Linked DNA regions of Homo sapiens: regions 1 and 2 are each linked to region 3. A link is a contact called in ENCODE Hi-C or POLR2A ChIA-PET data. All regions are on one chromosome and are shown on one strand. Each heading gives the region's core, a stretch centred on a gene start or an enhancer-like site at or near the end of the contact. The rest is flanking DNA. Distances are from core to core; before and after follow the strand shown.

Region 1 (3,450 bases), core at 223-2,722, 240 kb after region 3:
TGCATTTTGTACCTTGATATTTATGATGTTCTATCGCCACCTCCTGGAAGAAAAGACCAAGAACGCCAAAAAAAAAAAAAAAAAAAAAAAAGGGTGCTTAGTATTAAGGCTTCCAGTGAAGATAAATTTCTTCAATTCTCAAGAAAGGTAAAGACATTCTGCAGCCGCTGACAGTTCCATTTCAGATGAATTAGCATAATGTTGGGCAAACAGCAAACCTAAAAGGCAAATGTTCAAGACTCTAGCGTCAGTTATTTGCCAGCAAAAGATAACATCAAACATATGAGTAATGAGCCTTTAAAGTTGCCAGTCCCCAGGGAAGATTTGAGTTCTCATTAGTAAAGAGATATGAGATCCCATTTTGCCAGAGTCAATAGCACCGCATGAACACAGAGAGATACTAGAAGAATAATTTCCACACTTGGCTCTGAAAATAATCATCCTTATCTTTGCATTTTAAGTCTCAGAATTTGGCAAAAGAGTTCTAAGGATTTTAAAACATTAATAACAAGACTAAGAATGTTCCCAGATGAACTCTTATTTCTCAGACTATCTTGTTGGAGTTATTTACACATATGGCACAAACAAAGCCAAATGAATTGGAATATTTGACTTTCTCTCCACAAGATCTTACCAGTCTTTGTTTCTCAAGGTTTAGTTTGCATAAGGACAAAGGAATACAGTCGAATACTTAAAAGTATTATTTTAAAACACACTTTTATCTTGATAGTTATGTCTTTTCCATCAATATCTCTATTCACTATGTGAAAAAAAAAAGTCATACAACTTCAGAGTAGAAAGCATTTCAGTCCAACCACTTCACAGTCGCAAATCACAAGCTATTCACCCAGGAGGAAGAGCTGCTAAAGTCAATTCCCACTAAATTTCACCAGGGGCAGTTTAAACCTTCTGTTCTGTCTAGACATTTTGCCCTCCTCTGCCCAAACATCCTGACTTTTAAGGAGTTTTACAGCTTAGTCAACTCACCAACATCCTGAAGTAGGCTGAGATTGCAGATTTCTTTTCTGAATACCAATTATGCTTATTTATAAAACACAGAACATGGAGCAGAGAATTTAAGATTTTAGAGCTGCAAGTCACCTTCCTTTTATAATCCACAAAAGTGATTTGCTGTGATACCTGATGGCCTCTTTTGGAAAACAGAAGGCTTGAACACAGCATTGAAATGTGTCAGACTTTCTTTTTAAAATTTTTTCAGCTTCTTTTGAGGGTATATCCTGTAAAGCACTATGAGAAACATCCGAAAGACACAATTCTTATCCCCCAAAAGCCAATTATGTTGTCTGACTTCGGTTTCCTAAGCTACCCACAAACTGAAAGGCAAGGTATGGTGGTCAAAGAGTAAAGTCGACGTCTACACAGAAGCTTCCCTCTTTCCCTCAGCTCTGCCTCTTTCCAGTGCTGCTCATGTGATATGATACTTAGTCAAGCTTACTTTTTAAGTCAGCCACTTCGTGGGAACACTTTCCGGAGTGATGGCCAGCAGAATAGCTAAACTTTGTTACTGCCAAACCTCTTCTTGAGACAGGAACTCTGCCTACACAAAGCAAAAACAATATTTCAGCATCCCACCCTCCCTTTGAACCCACATTTGGAGTCATAGTTTCAGTTTTCATAACTATCCGGAAAACTGAAATGCTTCACTGGCCCACAACCAAACTCTTGGGCTCTTTTCAAGTCTGCCATCTCCCCCTTTTCATTCCACTTCCTCCCTCACTGTGAAACCTTGCTTGCTTGGACACTCCTGTAGTTTTAGACACCTTCCTGTCGATCTTTGAGCTATTTACCAGCTGAACATTTGTATTGTTAGTGTTAAATGATAAATTCATATAGCTAAGACACTTGACCAAGATAGACCGATACTATCATTTGAGCAACTGTCTCCTGCAATCTGTCATCACAATGAGATAGCCATGTTCTAACCTATCAGTAAGATTATACAAAAGTAAACAGAGTTGTCGGTATAAAATTGATTGTCAGCCGGGCACAGTGGCTCAAGCTTGTAATCCCAGCACTTTGGGAGGCCGAGGTGGGTGGATCACAAGGTCAGAAGTTTGAGACCAGCCTGGCCAAGACAGTGAAATGCCGCCTCTTCTAAAGATACAAAAATTAGCTGGGCATGGTGGCAGGTGCCTGTAATTCCAGCTACTTGGGAAGCTGAGGCAGGAGAATCTCTTGAACCTGGGAGGTGGAGGTTGCAGTGAGCCAAGATCGCGCCACTGCACTCCACAGAGCTAGACTCCATCTTGAAAAAAAAAAAATGCCACTGAGAGGTCATCTTTTATGAAATTCAAAAGTTTCAGAAATGTATCTAAATTGTCACCAATCCTTTCCCTGTAGTGTTCACCAGCCTCTGATCAGTTGATTTTAGGCAAATTTCTCACCTTCCACACTTGCAACACAAACTCAACTTCCAGCATACAGAGCTACTTGAAGGTTTCCCTAAATACACTAGGCACCCTCAGTCACTACACTACATATATGCTCTTGCTTTTTTGCCCAATGCCTGCCTTTTGACAGTCTGAGTAATGCCTACTTGTTTTCAAACTTCAGCTCAGGAGCTGCCTTCGCTTGTCTCATCCAAGCAGTCTGCAGCCCCTTGCTTTTATGCTCCTACAAGACCCTATTTATAACTCCATCACAGTGCCCATCATATGCTGGTAAAATGGTTTGTTTTCCCCTCTCACCTGCCATAGGTTCATTCTGAAAAAAGATTAAGAGTTTGACTCTGCAACCCCAGCACCCCAGGCTGTATCTAACACGTGGTAGGCAAACTGCAAATGTTTGCCAGATGGATGACCATTCCTGATGGCCAAGACATTAAGAAAGGGGCTGTTTTCCAGTGGTCCATAGCACTATGGACAGCTAAGATGACTGCCTCACCAGTTCAGAAGAAGAATAAGACATGCTCTCACTTACTTTCCTCCCTCCCCTTGTAACATGTATCTGGCGTTCTAGACAGCCCCATTTCCCCATCAGCCAAAGTTTTGGACCTATCAAGAATAAATCTTTAATTGAAGTCTATTAGTCTGTTCTCACACTGCTATACCTGATACTGGGTAATTTATGAAGAAAAGAGGTTTAATTGACTCACAGTTCCACAGGCTATACAGGAAGCATGAGGCTAGAAGGCCTCAGGAAACTTACAATCACGGCAGATGACTAAGGGAAAGCAAGCACATCTTACCATGATGAATCAGGAAAGAAAAAGAAGAGGGAGGTGCCACATGCTTTTAAACGATCAGATCTCATGAGAACTCACTCACTACCAGGAGAACAGCAAGAAGGAAACCTGCCCCCATGATCCAGTGACCTCCCACCAGTCCCCTCCTCCAATTCAACATGAGATTTGGGCAGGAAAAGAAATCCAAACCATATCATGAAGCTTTAATTGAAATGTTTGATTCTTCAAATAAATTACTTTCAAGT
Region 2 (3,258 bases), core at 316-2,815, 130 kb before region 3:
AGTAGGGCCCTAATGAATATATCTTGATGTATAGACATATGAAAATATATTGAAATTTGATCTTGTGGAAGCTATCTGAATTATATTTCTTCAAAATATAATTATGTAAACAGCCCTTAACCCAATGACTGTACTCTTGAAAACATATTACATGATATTGTGTATAATAAATTGCATTTTACTTGCATTTCATTGATATTTAAAAGACTCTTCCAGTGAATCCTTCTGTAAATTCATTATGCCTTTTTAAAGTGAATAATCACTCCTTCATTTATCTGTTGTTAACATATGTTCCCTAAAGCAGGGCACACCCACAGTAAAGATTACTGTAATCATATGAGTTGTCACTGAGATGACCAGTGGAATTCTCTGCATGGCCCTTGTTATTTTGGTCCTTGTCTGTCTTTCTTTCGGTTCCTGAAGTGCCAGCTCCACATGATCTTGGTGTGTACTAACACATAGCTAAGCAACCAAAATGGATAAGGAAAACAGTTCCCTTTACAAGGTCAGCCAAGTGCTGTAATTCCAAAGCACTGCACTGTATTCGGCTACCTACAATTCCTGGACATTGAGGGCAACCTGCCCTTCCCGTTGGCATTGTGCCAGTCTTAAGAGCCTTCAATGGCCATCGCAAGCCCATGTTGGTAGAGTGCCACTAATACAGTGCCTGAGAGAACATAAAGCTCTCCCACTCTCACCTGGAAGAGGATGGCTCCTGAAAAGCAAACTTATTGTTTAAAAGCATTGTTGAAACAAGCTGGAGAAGCAATAGAGTAAGAATTGTGAGGAGGGACAGGAGCTGTTACAACTTTGCAATCAGACAATCAGCCAGTTACCTTCTTAACTGTGTTCTCAGGGAAGTTCCTTAACCCCCTAAGACTTCAGTGTCCTCCTAGATAAACTGCAACTAGTAAGGATGCTTATCTAATAGGTACCATGGGCAGTAAGTGTGAGAATGGATATAAAATACAGTATCAGACGCATCATTATTGCTCTAAAATTATTAGCTATTATGATGGTTATATTTCTACTGCACATGCCAGCTCATCGACAATTTATGAAGCCTTTAAAACCAGGCTTGACAACACATATGGCATAGATAACAGGATGATTTTCAGTGGCTTAGAATTTGACCCCATCCTCCTGCTCCCAAAACCACAACTTTTAAAAGCTGTAGCCACCATAAATTTTAAGAGGTGTCGTGTTGCAGATAAATAAACACAGACTTTGCCCTCAGATAGATAGGGATTCAAATTTCAGTATCATAGATGAGACTTCCCTTTTCCCTTCCTAAAGATATCCAGATTTTTTATTTAGACATCAGTCCCTCCTCCCCACAACCCACATGCTTCAGGGGAACTGGCCCAGACAGTAGACTTAATGGGCCTATGGGAAATTCCAGCCCCCTTGCCAGGGTGATTGGCTCAAGAATTCAGGCCTCAGCCAATGAGGTCATTAATCCCCTGAGACAAGGACTGATTTAATAATAGACCAATGATACGTGAGGAGGGAAGTAGCAGTCACGAGAATGCACCCAGAACACCTCCTTCTATGGCAGCATAATTGACCAAGGGCCCCAGCTGCTGCACTTTGGAATCCATCCCCAAGTTTGTGAATCCTAAGGAATACTAAGACAGACTAATTTCTGGGAGACACAACTCCTTTGTCAGCTGATTTGGGGTGAAGGATTCCCCTAAGATTTGCTTCGACTGCACAGTATAAGGCACTTCCATTCGGCCTTTCTCTCCCTTTCCTTTAATTGAAGTCAAATTTCCATCAGTGCCTGACGCTCTTGCAGCCTTCCCAGCTCCCTGCCTATTTCCATTTACACATTCATTTTCCCTAGTAAAATCCGAGCACATATCAGTCCATCTTAACATCTGCTTCTTGAAAGACCCTGACTAACACCAAAACTTTCCCGGAAATTTTGAGGAAATAAGTTTCTTTGTTCTTAAGAGGTAGGCACTGGGGAAATGCTCTTTTTTGCTCTGGATTTTATGAATATCATGGAAAGCCTAGAATTGCTCCAGCCATTTTCCTAACAAGAGTTGTCTTCTCCAGGTTAAATATTCCTAGATTCTTCTACCTTTCTTTATACTAAATGGTTTTCAAACCACTTACTATTGACAGGTGACAGCGTGCTGGCAGTCCTCACAGCCCTGGCTCGCTCTCGGCGCCTCCTCTGCCTGGGCTCCCACTTTGGCGGCACTTGAGGAGCCTTTCAGCCCACCGCTGCACTGTGGGAGCTCCTTTCTGGGCTGGCCAAGGCCAGAGCCGGCTCCCTCAGCTTGCAGGGAGGTGTGGAGGGAGAGGTGCGAGCTAGAACTGGGGCTGCGCGCAGCGCTTGCGGGCCAGCTGGAGTTCCGGGTGGGCGGGGGCTTCGCGGCCCCGCACTCGGAGCAGCCGGCCGGCCCTGCCGGCCCCGGGCAATGAGGGGCTTAGCACCCGGGCCAGCGGCTGCGGAGGGTGTACTGGGTCCCCCAGCAGTGCTAGCCCACCGGCGCTGCGCTCGATTTCTCACTGGGCCTTAGCTGCCTTCCCGCGGGGCAGGGCTCGGGACCTGCAGCCCGCCATGCCTGAGCCTCCCACCCCCTCCGTGGGCTCCTGTGCGGCCCAAGCCTCCCCGATGAGCAACGCCCCCTGCTCCACGGCGCCCAGTACCATCAACCACCCAAGGGCTGAGGAGTGCGGGCGCACGGCGCGGGACTGGCAGGCAGCTCCACCTGCAGCCCCTGTGCGGGATCCACTGGGTGAAGCCAGCTGGGCTCCTGAGTCTGGTGGGGACGTGGAGAACCTTTATGTCCAGCTCAGGGATTGTAAATACACCAATCAGCACCCTGTGTCTAGCTCAGGGTTTGTGAATGCACCAATGGACACTCTGTATCTAGCTACTCTGGTGGGGCTTGGAGAACCTTTATGTCTAGTTCAGGGATTGTAAATACACCAATTGGCACTCTGTATCTAGCTCAAGGTTTGTAAACACACCAATCAGCACCCTGTGTCTAGCTCAGGGTTTGTGAATGCACCAATCGACACTGTATCTAGCTACTCTGGTGGGGACTTGGAGAACCTTTGTGTTGACACTCTGTATCTAACTAATCTAGTGGAGATGTGGAGAACCTTTGTGTGTAGCTCAGGGATTGTAAACGCACCAATCAGCACCCTGTCAAAACAGACCACTCAGCTCTACCAATCAGCAGGATATGGGTGGGGCCAGATAAGAGAATAAAAGCAGGCTGCCGGAGCCAACAGTGGCAA
Region 3 (3,273 bases), core at 418-2,917:
GCTTAAAGGCCTTAGAGATGGGCTCTTGCTCTGTTGCCTAGGCTGGATTCCCTCACGAAACTTGTGCTCTGACCACCCCCAAATTCTTGCACCTCCATGAATACATTGTGCTACTTCATGTCTTCAAGCCTTCCCACATGTGGCTTGCTCAAGATTTTCTCCTCATTAACCCTTTAACTTTAGCTTACACTGGGCTTCTAATCTCAGTGGCTACAGCATTTTTTGTTATTCATATCTCAGCAGTGACAGTAATTATTGATTTGCTGAGCTATCTCCCTCCACTTAGGCTATGATCCATTTGACTCAGAGATGATTATCCTGCTTACATCCCTGGCACCTAAGAAAATGTCTGGTATATACTAGGTGCTCAATAAACACTTGTTAAGTAGAGATAATAAATTCATAAATGGTAATTGAGGTGATTTCATAGCTTCATTTTAATTCTAATGTGTTGAAGTCCTTTAATCATTCATTGACAACAATATCCACCAATTCATTTGCAAAGCAGATTGGTTCAATAAAATATGATGTAGTCATAGAGCAGAATTAAAATATTGATGTAGATTTCCAAAAAGTGAAAAATAAAGATATAAGACCAAAAAAGTGAGCAGCATTATCTCTTTTACATAAATAATAAAAAAGAACACACATTTATATATGTGTGTGTAAAGAAGTTTTTGAAAGTAGGAAGCTCCTTTGGCAAATTTAAGCTTAAAAAATAAAGAAAGCAGGAAGCATATGTTAAGTAGACTTTTACTTTCTGTTTTGTATATTTCTGTCTGATTTTTGTTTTACCATGTGTATTTATTATTTTTACATAAGAAAACATTTATATGAGAAAAAGTATCAGCAGAGCTTACACAGTGATAGGATTATACATCATGATTTCCTCTTTAAACATCTTTATAATTATCAAACATGAGTGATTAAAAAAACTGAAGCTAAAGGTAGCAATATTCTCTATACTGGCAGATTTTTCAGCATTGCATATGAACCCACCTCCGGTAAGTGGGTTATCTTTCTAATTTATGACTTCAGTGAAATCTGTTTCCTGGCAATGGTTGCCAGGGCACGCCTTCTCTCTTGTTCTCCATCATGCTTACTTTTAAGCCTAAGGGCAAGAAAGAAATAGACAGAAAGCAAGAAGTAGCATGAGCATCTTTTTTTTTTTTTTTTTTTTTTTTGGCATGTTGGAAAAAGGAGCTCTAAACACACTCCACTAAGCATAGCACATGCCTTGGATTCAAGCAGTGGACCTCAAAGAGCAGCGTCTCCTTTTAAGCTTTGCAGGGCAAGTTTGGGGCACTGTCAGTGAAAAATTGTCACTGCTTCTTGCCTTGGTGCTTGCCTGAACAACAAGGAGTTCCTCTAACTGCCTTAAAAGGAATCTACTCCTCTCTCCTGCCACAGGTATCACATACTATTCTCAACATATTACCGCAAACTAAAAAAAAGAAACAGGTTGTGAAGTAATGCAGAAAGTTATTTTTAATTAAAATTATCAATGTATCCGTATTAAAAATTTAAATAGAAGATACAAACAATAAAGTGCCGCTGATAGACCCTGAAGGAGGTCTGCCTCTCCCAAAGGCAGACGGCAAACAATATAGGCTACAGACACAAACACTGGGACTTCGTATTAATTGTGCTGCCACACAAAGGGGGTGTGGTTTGGGGTTGAGGGGCTCACTGGCCAGTTTTTCCATGTTTCTCAAATAAAACTCTGGTGTCATCAAGAAACATGGTGGAGGGAGACATGAAGACTTTAGAGACAGGAACCACTGCAGAAATGTAAGGATTAGGAAGTAGAATAATACCCCACCCTGGGGCTGAGACTTCGGGGAGGGGACGGCACATCACTCCTCCTTTTCCTTCCCGTGCCCAGCCATGGCTGCACCTTTCCCAGGCTGGATATGGTGGACATGTGGGAGGTGTGGACAAAGACGGTAGAAGAGAAGGAGAAGAACGTAGAAAACAAAAGGGGATTGAGCTACGCTAACACTGGAGATGCAGGGTGGCTTCAGATCCGCAAGACATGTTTTGAATTTTCTGGGACCGTTATGATCAGAAGGCAGATACTAATGAGAAAATTTTTGAGCCCATGAAGATTTTAAGGTCTAAATTCTCTCCAATTTGGGCTGCTGGTTTCTGTTTTCTGGGCACCTTGATTCTCATACTCTAGAAGTACCCGGGTAGGGGCTTGAAGAGAGAAAGCAAGAAGCTGGCTTCCTAAGTCTGGCCCTTGACTTTAAAGGAATGTGGTTAAATGGAACTTCTTGTTGTCTAGAACATCCCAGGGCCAGGTTTCTTGGTGTGTAGGCTTGGCAGACGTAATGCTGAGAGGATAAGGAATTTCTGGATTGAAACACCAGGACTCCAAAAGGCCCCTTGAAGTTATCTGAGATTCCCTGTTGAATATTATTACTCAGCTTATCACTATTCTAAATGTCAGCCAGAACTTTGTTATAAATCTGCTACCCAACTTATGTTGAAAGCCATCTCTAAAATTTCCTTTACAACTAATCTTAGGTTTATAAAGTTGGCATTTAAACAGACTGGGTGCAGTGGCTCACGCCTGTAATCCCAGCACTTTGGGAGGCTGAGGTGGGTGGATTGCCTGAGCTCAGGAGTTCGAGACCAGCCAGGGCAACATGACCAAAACCCATTTCTACACAAAAATACAAAAATTAGTTGGGTGTGGTGGCACATGCCTGTAGTCCCAGCTACTCAGGAGGCTGGGGCATGAGAGTCGCTTGGGCCAGGGAGGCAGAGGTTGCAGTGAGCTGAGATTGCACCACTGGACTCCAATCTGGGTGACAGAGTGAAACCCCATCTCACACACAAAAAAGGCATTTAATCATGGTTGTGTGACCTTGGCATACATTATATGGCTTCTCTGGGTCCCTATTTCTTCATCTGTGAAAGGAAGACAAATGTGGAAGAGGAATAATTCTTTGTGTCAGTTAGGATGCTTTTGGCAGCAAGGAACAGAAAACCAAACTCTATCTGGCTCAAATAATTAGGACAAGTGTTAGATTACATAAAAGAAAGTCCAGAGGTAAGACAAGCTTCAGAATTGGCTGACCCAGTTGCCCAGTGATTTTATCAATGACCTGGGAACTTCTTCCTCTCTATCCTCCCATCAATACCATCTCAGGCAGGTCCATCAGGATCTAGGATGGCTACCAGGAGGGCTTGAAGTACTAGCATCTTCACTCCCATCAGCTGGAAGAGAGAAACTGTATTTCTGTGTCTTACGTGTGTAAAAGCTTT

The links. A loop is a pair of places that touch in the nucleus more often than their neighbours do. ChIA-PET counts read pairs that join two places held with the same protein, here RNA polymerase II (POLR2A). Pooled maps may share reads with other maps.
Region 1: a map of Calu3 shows a loop between it and region 3 (3-fold over the local background). The contact joins the enhancer-like site here to the promoter of LINC02442 in region 3. A Hi-C loop is called at or near these places in 1 of 168 maps with a recorded cell type or tissue (Calu3) and 2 of 50 pooled maps. POLR2A ChIA-PET finds 5 or more read pairs at or near these places in 4 of 52 experiments (T-cell, activated CD4-positive, alpha-beta T cell, naive thymus-derived CD4-positive, alpha-beta T cell and 1 more).
Region 2: a loop to region 3 is called in a map of lower leg skin, with 7 times the contacts of the local background. The contact joins the enhancer-like site here to the promoter of LINC02442 in region 3. A Hi-C loop is called at or near these places in 1 of 168 maps with a recorded cell type or tissue (lower leg skin) and 1 of 50 pooled maps. POLR2A ChIA-PET finds 5 or more read pairs at or near these places in 2 of 52 experiments (GM12878 and activated T-cell).

Annotation. Positions count from the first base shown.
Region 1 is chr12:67,352,618-67,356,067 of GRCh38, reverse strand. It overlaps LOC124902957 (a long non-coding RNA gene), which reads right to left. Exons shown (of 2, transcript XR_007063354.1): 2 at 3,388-3,450. Among named protein-coding and RNA genes, the nearest start is that of CAND1, 85 kb to the right of the region's middle. Within about 2 kb of position 1,472, at least 3 of the 41 ENCODE cell types and tissues checked have a DNase peak (open chromatin) inside an H3K27ac peak, as active enhancers do.
Region 2 is chr12:67,718,663-67,721,920 of GRCh38, reverse strand. The region is part of intron 2 of LINC02421 (long intergenic non-protein coding RNA 2421); the gene reads left to right. Among named protein-coding and RNA genes, the nearest start is that of LINC02421, 9.2 kb to the left of the region's middle. Within about 2 kb of position 1,565, at least 7 of the 41 ENCODE cell types and tissues checked have a DNase peak (open chromatin) inside an H3K27ac peak, as active enhancers do.
Region 3 is chr12:67,588,384-67,591,656 of GRCh38, reverse strand. It overlaps LINC02442 (long intergenic non-protein coding RNA 2442), which reads left to right and starts at 1,667. Exons shown (of 3, transcript NR_183543.1): 1 at 1,667-1,791. RefSeq lists a silencer at 1,831-2,050.